Regions from separate parts of the Mus musculus genome. Here region 2 is linked to region 1. A link is a loop called in an ENCODE intact Hi-C map of the cell type or tissue named here. Cell type or tissue: left cerebral cortex. All regions are shown on one strand.

The links. Peaks named below come from ENCODE experiments on the same cell type or tissue, not always from the same donor. Only the 100,000 strongest peaks of a DNase experiment are listed, where the experiment ranks them.
Region 2: a loop joins it to region 1, with 1.9 times the contacts of the local background. A loop is called at or near these places in 6 of 42 quality-filtered maps.

What each region holds. Positions count from the first base shown.
Region 1 is chr2:180,067,781-180,072,780 of GRCm38, reverse strand. Ss18l1 (SS18, nBAF chromatin remodeling complex subunit like 1) reads right to left here. Exons shown (of 11, transcript NM_178750.5): 11 at 2,580-5,000. Mtg2 (mitochondrial ribosome associated GTPase 2) reads right to left here and starts at 2,188. Exons shown (of 10, transcript NM_181424.3): 1 at 2,166-2,188; 2 at 895-987. In left cerebral cortex, a CTCF peak has its summit at 2,151; DNase peaks (open chromatin) are centred at 1,435, 1,468, 1,756 and 2,197; H3K4me3 peaks cover 1,587 bases; H3K27ac peaks cover 1,695 bases.
Region 2 is chr2:180,153,079-180,158,078 of GRCm38, reverse strand. Osbpl2 (oxysterol binding protein-like 2) reads right to left here. Exons shown (of 14, transcript NM_144500.4): 10 at 4,757-4,880; 11 at 2,672-2,812; 12 at 127-250. The region is part of intron 3 of Gm29886 (a long non-coding RNA gene); the gene reads left to right. Among named protein-coding and RNA genes, the nearest start is that of Gm29886, 16 kb to the left of the region's middle. In left cerebral cortex, no CTCF peak of the experiment used is centred here; a DNase peak (open chromatin) is centred at 3,053.

The DNA of each region.
Region 1 (5,000 bases):
ACGAAACCTCTTTCCCGTCGTCGCTGTTCTCTCTCATTGCTTACCTAACGCAATCTCTGCACTGTCCCATCTAGTGTCTACAGCCACCCGGGACTGATAAAGTTAAAATGAATTAAAATCCAGCTGAGGAGATGACTCGGTGGGCAAGAATGCTTGTGGTGTAACCTGCAACCGTGCACACTACACGGAGGCTGAGATGGCAAGATCCAGACTCAGGGAGAAACCTGGCCTCAAGGGAATGAGAAAGAGTGCTAGAGGACACCTAATGCCCTCTTACCTGTACATGTGCACGTGTGTGCATCTGCACACTCACATGCATGGGCATGCACACTCACCAGAGTAAATAAAGCCCAAGTACCTAGTTCTTCAGTGCTACAGGCCACTCAGGGCTAAACCAGGAAATACAGACTAGGATACTGCCATCACAGAAAGTCCTAGTGGGTAGGGTCTACCCACAGCACACTGTAGAGGGAGCCTAGGAGGGCATCCTCACTTTCTGTCTAACTGTGCCTTTGCTGGGCCAATGAAGAGAGTCAGAGCCTGGAGCCTGAGAGCCAAGATGCTTTAAGGCTGTACAGCAAGGCTTTCATGTATGGGGAATTCCACGGTGCTACCGTGTGAGAGGGCCACTGCTGCTATACAGGATGCTAAGCTCCCGGCTACTGTCCACAAGAGGTGTGTCCAGGAACCTTCCGCACTAGTTTCACAGTGAACCGATTGATCTGATTGTGTAGCTGGCACTAGAGACATGTGCCAAGATGTCTTCAATGAGAAAGAAGAAAGCACTGTGGAAGAGGGGTGTAGCTCAGTTGGTAGAATGCCTACCGACCTAGCATGCACAAAGCCCTGGGGTTGACCCCTGGAATCACATAATCCAGGCATGCCACCACTTACTCAGGAGGTGGAGGTAGGAAGGTCAGAAGTTCAAGGTCATCTTCTACTACTTAGCAAGTTCAAGGCCAGCCAGGGAGCCAGACACATGCAAACCTGTCTTAAAAAAAGAGAAAGGGGGAAAAAAAAAAGCATTCTTGAGGAATGTTTTCATTTCTTCAGTGTTATTCTTTTATAGGCTAAGCACAATTGGTTAACAGTATTCACAGTTAACTAACTTAATTCTAAGCATTCCATTTTCACTTTGCTACCGGATATTAAATCCCACGCGGGCATTACTGTTTCTGCTACATACTTTTACACTTCATTACATATGTTTGTGATCTACTTCGTTCTTCATGTGGAAAACATTTAGAAACTGGAGTATCATTTTGTCACCTGACAACTCACATTACATGGTTTTTACTTAATTATATGCCATTCACGGGGGTGGGGGTAAGTGTTCCTGCTGTGTGCGGTGGCAGATGCACTCCGGAAGCCAGACAGGCATCTGGGTGCCAGGCCAGCAAGGGAGAGCCTGTCTCAAAAACAAAATAAAGCACGCGTTCAACAACGCTGCTGTCTGGGTGCCTGCCCTATGGGGCCTTGTGGGACAGACTGACTGGAGGGACAGCTGCCACCTCCCACCCAATCCCCGACCCAGCACTCAAGGTCCCAGACTGGTTCACATGCAGGCAGGGAAACCTCCCGACAGCTCCGAAACTGTTCCATGCTGGTCCTTTAGATTTCTGAGTAGGAACAAGGCCATTTGCTCGCACCCCAGGCGCATCTCTACCGATCCTTAGTGTGCAGAATGCTTCTTTACCTCATCTTTAAAAGAATGCCTCTACAAAGCCGCGGAGGCGGGGACTCAGGAAGACTCAACTGCCCATAGTTAGGCGACACACTGCGGCGCCTGCATCTTAACAGGTGAGCCTCTACCCTAGTAGCGCATCCATAAAGGCTTTCCAAAAGAGCTGGGCAAGGGGACGTTTCTGCCATTGTTTTCTGTTCATGGTCTCACTATGTGGCCTAGGCGGGCCTCGAACTCCTAGAAATCCACCTGTCTCATCTGGGAAGCTGCGCTTACAAGCGTGCGCCATCACGCTCAAGCTAAGGCGAGAGCGAGTCTTTCAGAAACCAACTTTACGGCGATCAGGCCGGACGGGCTCTCCTCATTAGAGCCACCGCACACAGAGAGAGATCCCGCCCAGTCATCCCGCCCGCCGCCTGCCGCCGGAGAACGCACACCCGTGCAATGCCGCCCGCACCCACCCGCTCCCGACAGCTCCCACCTCCGCTCGCTCGACTGGTTCCGGGTCGGGCTCTGGCCGCGCACGCGCAGTGCAGCAGCAAACCGGAAGGCGAGGCACCGCCCCCCGAATCCCGTGGTCTCTGTGGCTCCAAAGCCAAAGTCTGGGCACCAAGGAAGCTGAGCAGAAGGATCGCCGTGAATTCCTGCCCAGCCTGAGACACACAGTGATCCTGTCTCACAAAACCAGGAAAAAGCCAGGTGCCGGGTCGCACGCTTTTAATTCCAGTCTCGGGAAAAAGAGGCCGGGAATGTCTGAGAGTCACATAGGTTTGTACAGTGCGCCTCCGTCTAACCAACCAACCAAACAAGGGTGAAAATGATAGGGTGTTTAAAAACTGTACTTCGTTCACAAATAACAAGACAGACGTAACATGCTCAATAAACAGAAATGAGGTAATGGCTAAAAAAGTGTTTTAATGGAAATGGAAAGTCTTCCTCTTTTTACAAGTTTGAACGGACACTCAGTCACTGAAGCCCACGTCTGAGAACAGGTACAACAGGAAAGGAAAACACCTCCTTTCTGGGCCAGGCCTGTGTCTGCCCAGTGCCTCTGCGGACATCTCCCATCTCCCACTGTGCTATATGCTAAGTCTGCAGAGATGTCCATCCACCCATAGCCCCTGACAAGCGCAGCGCGTAGTGGTCAGCACATCTGAAAACCCCAGTCCTCAGTGGTCAAGTTCACCAAGTATTGAACGGATGCTGGGAAACAGGAGGAAGAATGAGCAGCGATTTCCAAATCTCCCTTTGCATCTTTTCTGGCCTTCAGTAGGAGGAACCATTGAAAACAAAACACAGTCAACCACACCTGCACGAAGGGTTCATTTCAGCCTAGGACTTTTCAAACATTCATGTTACAGAAGAAAAGCTATAATACAGGCAATGAAAAAGACTGGCATCACTTTCCCCCACAAAATTACATAAAAATCAATAAAACATTAAATAAACAATATTAATCATTAAATATATTAACACCAAAATCAGGTATAAATTAGGAAATAAATGTACAAACTATTTCACAAAGTGCTTTTAAAAATATATACACAACATTCAAGAAATTCTTAATGTAAGACATTTCAAATTGAACTTTTGGGGTGATACATATTTTAAGTGTTCTTTTCTTTCAAAAAGTATTAACACACACTAACACAGCACTTTACATATACACACACACATACACACTAATACAGCACTTTAACATACACACATATATATACACACATACACACACATACATACACACACACACACACACACACACGTACACACTTGCACATGTATGCATACATAAAAGGCATATTCCCAGATTGGCAAGGAATAAAAACCATTTCACAGTTACTTAAAATGTTTCGACATTTTCAATGGGATATTTAGCCCCCAAGTGAGCTTGTAGGCTAGTTTTATAAAAATTGCCAGAAAGGGAAGGAGCTAAAGAGATGATGAGTCCCTAAAATCAAGTTGCTAATACTTCTGCCATGTAGCGATCAGAAACTTGTTTCTGTAAAGTTAAAGCCGTCATGTAGTCAGCCCTTGCCTGTGTGTTTCCTAAACCCTGTGCCTATGAGACACATATGCCCATGGTTGTTGATAATGGTCCCAAGGAGAGGGAGAATGTCCTAGAGTAAGACGGCAGCCGACACAGACAAGTCCTTTGATCCGGCCCTTGATTCTCCTGTAAGTAAATGGAGCTTGCACTGTAAGTTCCAGCAAGACTGTCAAGATTAATTCAAGCAAACTCCACAAAGGTGCCTTACTACTGAGCTACAGGTAAGTTTTATATTTTAAAAACTATCAGCTGAAAACAGATGTGGTGGTGCATGCCCGTGGTCTCAGTACCCGGGAGTGGAGGCTGGGGGATCATTAAGTTCAGCCTCAGCTATGTAGTGAGTTTGAGGCCAGTCTGGGCTACATATAAGACACAAATAAAGCAAAAGCATCCTGGTGGACAGGTCTGATGTACCAAGCCCTGCATCCTTGGGGATGGTTTTGTATGTTCTTGGTTGTTCTGAGCACTCATCTTCAAGGTTGTTCTTTTCTTCTCATAGTAACATTGTTATTATCTAAATAAATGCTGAAAAATATGCCTGCTGCATTATATGCGGTGTTTTCCTTTGATAGAACCTTTTCAAAAAGGCTGTCTCTCATGTTTGCACAGAATTAAAACGAGATTAAACATCCTAGGAATGTAAAAAAAAAAAAAATCACCCAATTCTCACTGTATAAAACTTGTCCTTTTCATTTGAAAGAACGTAATAAAGTTATTTGGATTCATTAAAAATGCAGTGTGGATTTCAGACTTCCCTAAACGCAAAGGAACATCTGCTTGGCAATCTGAACTCAGAGGTCCTGAAGAAGTAATATAAACACTTGCCAACTGCTTGTAAAATTAAACATGAGTACTTTAAATTCTCTATAAACTTAGGTTTGGGCACACTCAAATCCTAGAGATGACGCCAAGGGCCAAAGCCATACTACACACAAGCAGCTCGGAGACAGCAAGAATTGCTCTTCAGACAGCGCCCTCCTTAGTGAAAGCTCCCCTCACGATGCCCACACTCTCACCGACTGTCATTTGGAATAGTCATCGATCCTTCTTTACTCGCTAATACAAAGACATCCTTTGGGATCATGGAAACTGGAGAGACACAGGCAATTGGTAAGTTCTGGAAAGGACAGCTCATGGTCCTTGCACACAAAGCACATCTTCCTTGTTATAGTGACATGACCCAAGACACAGAAGGTGTCCTCAAGCCCTACTTAGGCACAGAAGAAATGGTCACCTAGCGGTGTATGTATGTCAAGCTATGAGCCGCCA
Region 2 (5,000 bases), 85 kb before region 1:
TTCCATAAAGCGCAATCTTTGGAAGGCAGCACACTGTTAGTCTGTCTTGATGAAAGGTCTGAGCATCCTTCTCACAGAGCAGGCCTAAGCTTACCCACACGAGCCTTCTGAGGGCACAGCACTCACCCATGTTTCCGTTCTCCATGCCTCGTATGTCAGGACGGAGGCGGCAGTCTGTGGGTGGCAGAGTCTTCTCCATGCCTGACTCCAACTCATTGAGACTCACAGTGAAGCTGGTAAAGTTGTACATCTGCAGGAGAAGCACAGAAGCACTATTGCACATGGCTGCAGGAAAATGACCCATTGGTGCACTAAACCCATGACAGTCTTGTGTCACCTGCTCAACAGGAGGGTGTCTGCATCCTATTCAGCAAAGACCTTTATCCTGACTCCCAAGGTGGCCTTCTTTCTTACGTCATCTATGAGCATGTGGCTCAAGGGCCACAGGGAATGTAAATGTTCTCTAGTCAGCCCACTTAAGTGACTCCCGGGGTACTGACGTCATTAAAAGGACAGCAGATATTGCTATCATCCCTGACCTGAGGTCCACAGAGGAAAGTGTTAGAGAATCTGTCTGGCTTCCCCACATGGTCCTCAGGTAGCCATAACTCACATCTGACTCTTTTTAGAATCCTGCTTCATTAACACAGCCTCTTGTCCTAGAACCAGCTTGCCCAGTACCCTCAGTAATGGTGGTGCCCACGAATGTGCACTCTTATCTTTCTCAGGCCATTTCCAATACCCCAGATCCACCAAAGAAATAGGCATGAGGGTTTCATGCACACTGAACCAAAAAGGAATGAGAATTCATCCAAAAAGAAATTTCCCCAAACACCACACAGGCTTTATTCTTCTACACGAATCCTGTTCCATGAGTTCACGCCGTCGTGAAAGGTAACAGTGGCACATCGAGAACCCTGGTTGGGTTTCATTTGTTTTGCTTCGTTTTGGTGACTTTAACACAAGCTAGAGTCATCTGGGAAAAGGGACCCTCAGTTAAGAAAATGCCTCCTCTGGGTGGCCTTAGACAAGTCTGTGGGAATGAGCCGGAAAGCAGCGCGCCTCCACTGTCTCTGCTTCAGTGTGTGCCTGGGCTCCCCTTAGTAATGGGCTGTAACCTAGAAGTGTAAGCTTCTCCCCACATTAGTTTTGGTCAATGTTTTATCACAGCAATAAAAGCAAACCAATACAGCAAGGCAACATATTCACAGGTAAGCGGGCCTTTGTTCTTTTTATACTTATTTACTCTGTGTACGTGTGTGGTTGTACATGTGCCATTACGTGTGTGGGTACATGCATGTAGACCAGAGGACAACCTATAAGAGTTGATTCTTTCCTTCTACCATAAGTGTTCCAAAGATCAAACTGAAGTTGTGAGGCTAGGTAGTAAGCACCCTTACCCACTGAAGCCATGTCACTGCCCACTGCCCAACTAAGTTACATCACATGCCCTGAAGTTCCCCACTCCCGCCTTTTGTGAGAACATGGTTTCTGTGTAGCCCTGGCTGGCCTGAAACTCACTTTGTAGACCAGGCTGTCCTCAAACTGAGAGATCCCTTGCCTCTGCCTCCTGAGTGCTAGAACTAAAGGCGTGGGCACCCTTGCCTGGTTTGACTGACTGACTGATTCATTTGTTTGTTTATTCTATTTGCTTGTTTTGAAACAGGAACTCATTATGTAGCTCTGGTTGTCCTGAAACTCACCTTGCAGACTTATAGTTTAATAGGATCCACTTGCCTCTGACTCCCCAGAGATTAAAGGCATGTACCACCACACCTTGGATATTTTTTTATTTTTTAATTATGTGCACGTGTGTGTGTGTGTGTGTGTGTGTGTGCGCGTGCACGCGCGCACACGCGCACACGCGCACAGGAATTTGCAAGTAGCTGCAGGTATGCTCAAAGACCAGTGGTGCTCGGCCTCCCAGGAGCTGGAGTTACAGGCAGCTGTGAACTACTTGACACAGGTGCTTGCTGAGAACTGAAGTTGGGTCCTCGAGAACAGCAACAGTCACGCCTAAGGCTAAGCTGCTGCTCGAGTCCCTGGAGCAATCCTGATAAAATGTGGTCAGGACAGAGCTCTGAAGGCATAACCAAGCACTAGTGAATTCTGCCATGAATTCTACATCAAGATATGAATGCTAGGTGGATTGCCATACCCACTTATTCCCAGGTCCCACACAGGCAGCAGGAGGTAGAAGTTACTCTCAGGCTGGACCACAACATAAGTCTCATGGTAGCTCGAGGGAGTAAGGGCATGCAGGATTACAGGGATGTGATGGAGCCTGCCTGTCTGCTTGTGGAAAGCTGGTTGGCTACATGCAAGAACAAAGTAGAAGAGTTGTGGGCCTGACTGGAAAGGTACAAATAGGAATAGGCTGCAGCAGACAGGCCCAGCCTCAGAGAGGGTAACACAGACCTGAGCAGAGTTGGGGGACTGGCCTCAGAGGGGGTAACACAGACCTGAGCAGAGTTGGGGGACCGGCCTCAGAGGGGGTAACACAGACCTGAGCAGAGTTGGGGGGCCAGCCTCAGAGGGGGTAACAGACCTGAGCAGAGTTGGGGGGCCAGCCTCAGAGGGGTAACAGACCTGAGCAGAGTTGGGGGGCCAGCCTCAGAGGGGTAACAGACCTGAGCAGAGTTGGGGGGCCAGCCTCAGAGGGGTAACAGACCTGAGCAGAGTTGGGGGGCCGGCTGTTGATCCTCCAGAGCAGCTTGCTGCCGGGGATGACTTGCACCGTCTCCTGAGCCACAGGAACGTCGTCTGCCACATCACCAGGCACATCACTGTTAGCTTTCTCGGGGCCATCATCCTGAAACACAGGATACCTCAGTATGACTACTGGCCAGAAGACTGGTCCCCAGAGCACTTATAGACTTGCTCCCAAGCCCCTGTGCAGCGCCACAGCCTTTTCTAACAGAGGAGAAAAAAAATTCAAACTGTCTATGTAGCTTGGCTTTCTGCAGAGCTGTACCAGGCTGGACTACCCTCACAGGCTGAAACAGCAGCAGATACAAACACTGTCCTCCTCCACACATGCTTGGCCATGTGCCTGCCCACCTTCTGGACCCATAACACATCATCTGAGACGAAAGGCCTCCTGGTGCCATCTGTTCTCCTGGGCAAGCTCATGAGCCCATCCCATTTTAACAGGCACAGCTGTTTGATGTGCCTTTAAAGTCGGCTACTGGACACAGCTGTGGAGTGAAAACTCCAGGGACCCAGGATCAAAGGCTGGGCCCTTCTAACTGCCCACAGCAAAGCCAAGGGTGGGCCCTTGTTGCCAGATGATCCAAGAAGCAGTGAGCTTAGTGAGACTGGCACCAGACAGCACTCAGCAGACTCAACATGCTACATGGATCTCTCTCTCTCTGTCTCTCTCTCTCTCTCTCTAGATGGAATCTCACTATGTAGACTGTGGATAGCTGGGAACTTGCTGTATAGATTAGGCTGCCCTGGAACTAACAGATATCCTCCCGTGTTTACATAAGTGTACTATCGTACTTGAAGAAATTTTCCTTTTTTAAAAAAATTAAATTACCACTGGGCAGTGATGGTGAAAGACCCCAAGAGGAGCCCCTCGCTCAGGCCTCAGGACAATAGCGGACACCCAAGAACTCACGACAGACCGAGCTTTATTCGGGGAAAGCCAGAGCTCTGGGGACGACTCATATCCCACACAGGGGTAGAGGAGTCGACCTCGAGGGGAAAGAGTTCCCAGTTTTTATAGGCCCTCAGGGGGGAAAGGAGAAGGGGGAGATTAGGGGATTTCCAGATCTAAACAATGTCTATTCTCAAAAAATGGGTATGGGAGGGATACAAGGAAAGAGTCTAATGAAGGTGCAGCAATGGGCACACACCTGGTCAGAACATTGGCAGACACACAGGTTCAAGGAGTGGCCAGAGCATTGTGCACCTCTATTTTTCTAAATCAGTGAAGCTAGTTCTGCTAACACTGACGTCTATCTTGCCAATTTCAGGGCTTCTGTGTCCTTTTACATTCTGCCAGGATCTTTCAATGGCACACACCTTTAGTCCCAGCATTCTTGGGGCAGAGAGTGGCAGATCTCTTAGTTTCCGGCCAGCCTGGTCTACAGAGTGCATTCCAGGACAGTCAGGACTACACAGAGAAACCCTGTTCCAAAAAACTAACTAAATAAATAACTAAATAAAATTATTATGAAAAGATGTCCAAAATAGTGCATATAAAACATAAAAAAACTAGATACCTGGATGAGTCCAAACATTTCTGTTAAATAAATACTGAACATTTAACATGTCTGCTTTAGAACATCCTGATTTTTTTTAATCTAGAAAGTAAGATACCTCTTTTGAACTATCACTTTTAATTCTAATTTTGCTTAAGAATAACTTATAGTCATCAGTATTCTGAAATTCTTAGAGGAAAGTCTTTGCCAGTACTTCCTGACTGCTGAATATATTACTGAGAACTCAAGAACTGGAAAAACAGAAATGAGATGTTCTTGACTTAAGTAAGCCTCAGCTAACTCAGGCAAAGTGAGAGCTGTATTACAAAGGGCTATGTGGAAGGGCTTGCATTCCACTGGAAGTTCCCAGCAGCTACAACATAAACAGAATAAAGTCAAACACCTCTGCCCAGATAGCAGAACCTAGACAGAAGACAGTCTGGTCTGGACAGACATAGCCCACCCACTACATACACCTCCTGAAGAGAAGCACAGTGCTCCTGGAGGGCGTGGCCACCTTGTGCAGGGTCACTGCAGCTGACACTCACCATCTTGGCCTTCCTGGCCTGGTCACCTCTCTTCTCTTGCTTCTTAAAGGACTCGTATGAAGCAGGATCTATTCCCCACAAGCACTCTGTCCACTTGCCATACATGATAAAGAGCTTCTTCCTGCTGCAGAAAGGAGTTTAAAACACAGTTACCAACAATCACCTGCAGAGCAGTACTGAGTGCAGGAAGGAACTCTGTGTTTCAGACCCTCATTCTCGCTGCTGGAGAAAAGGTATGCCCATC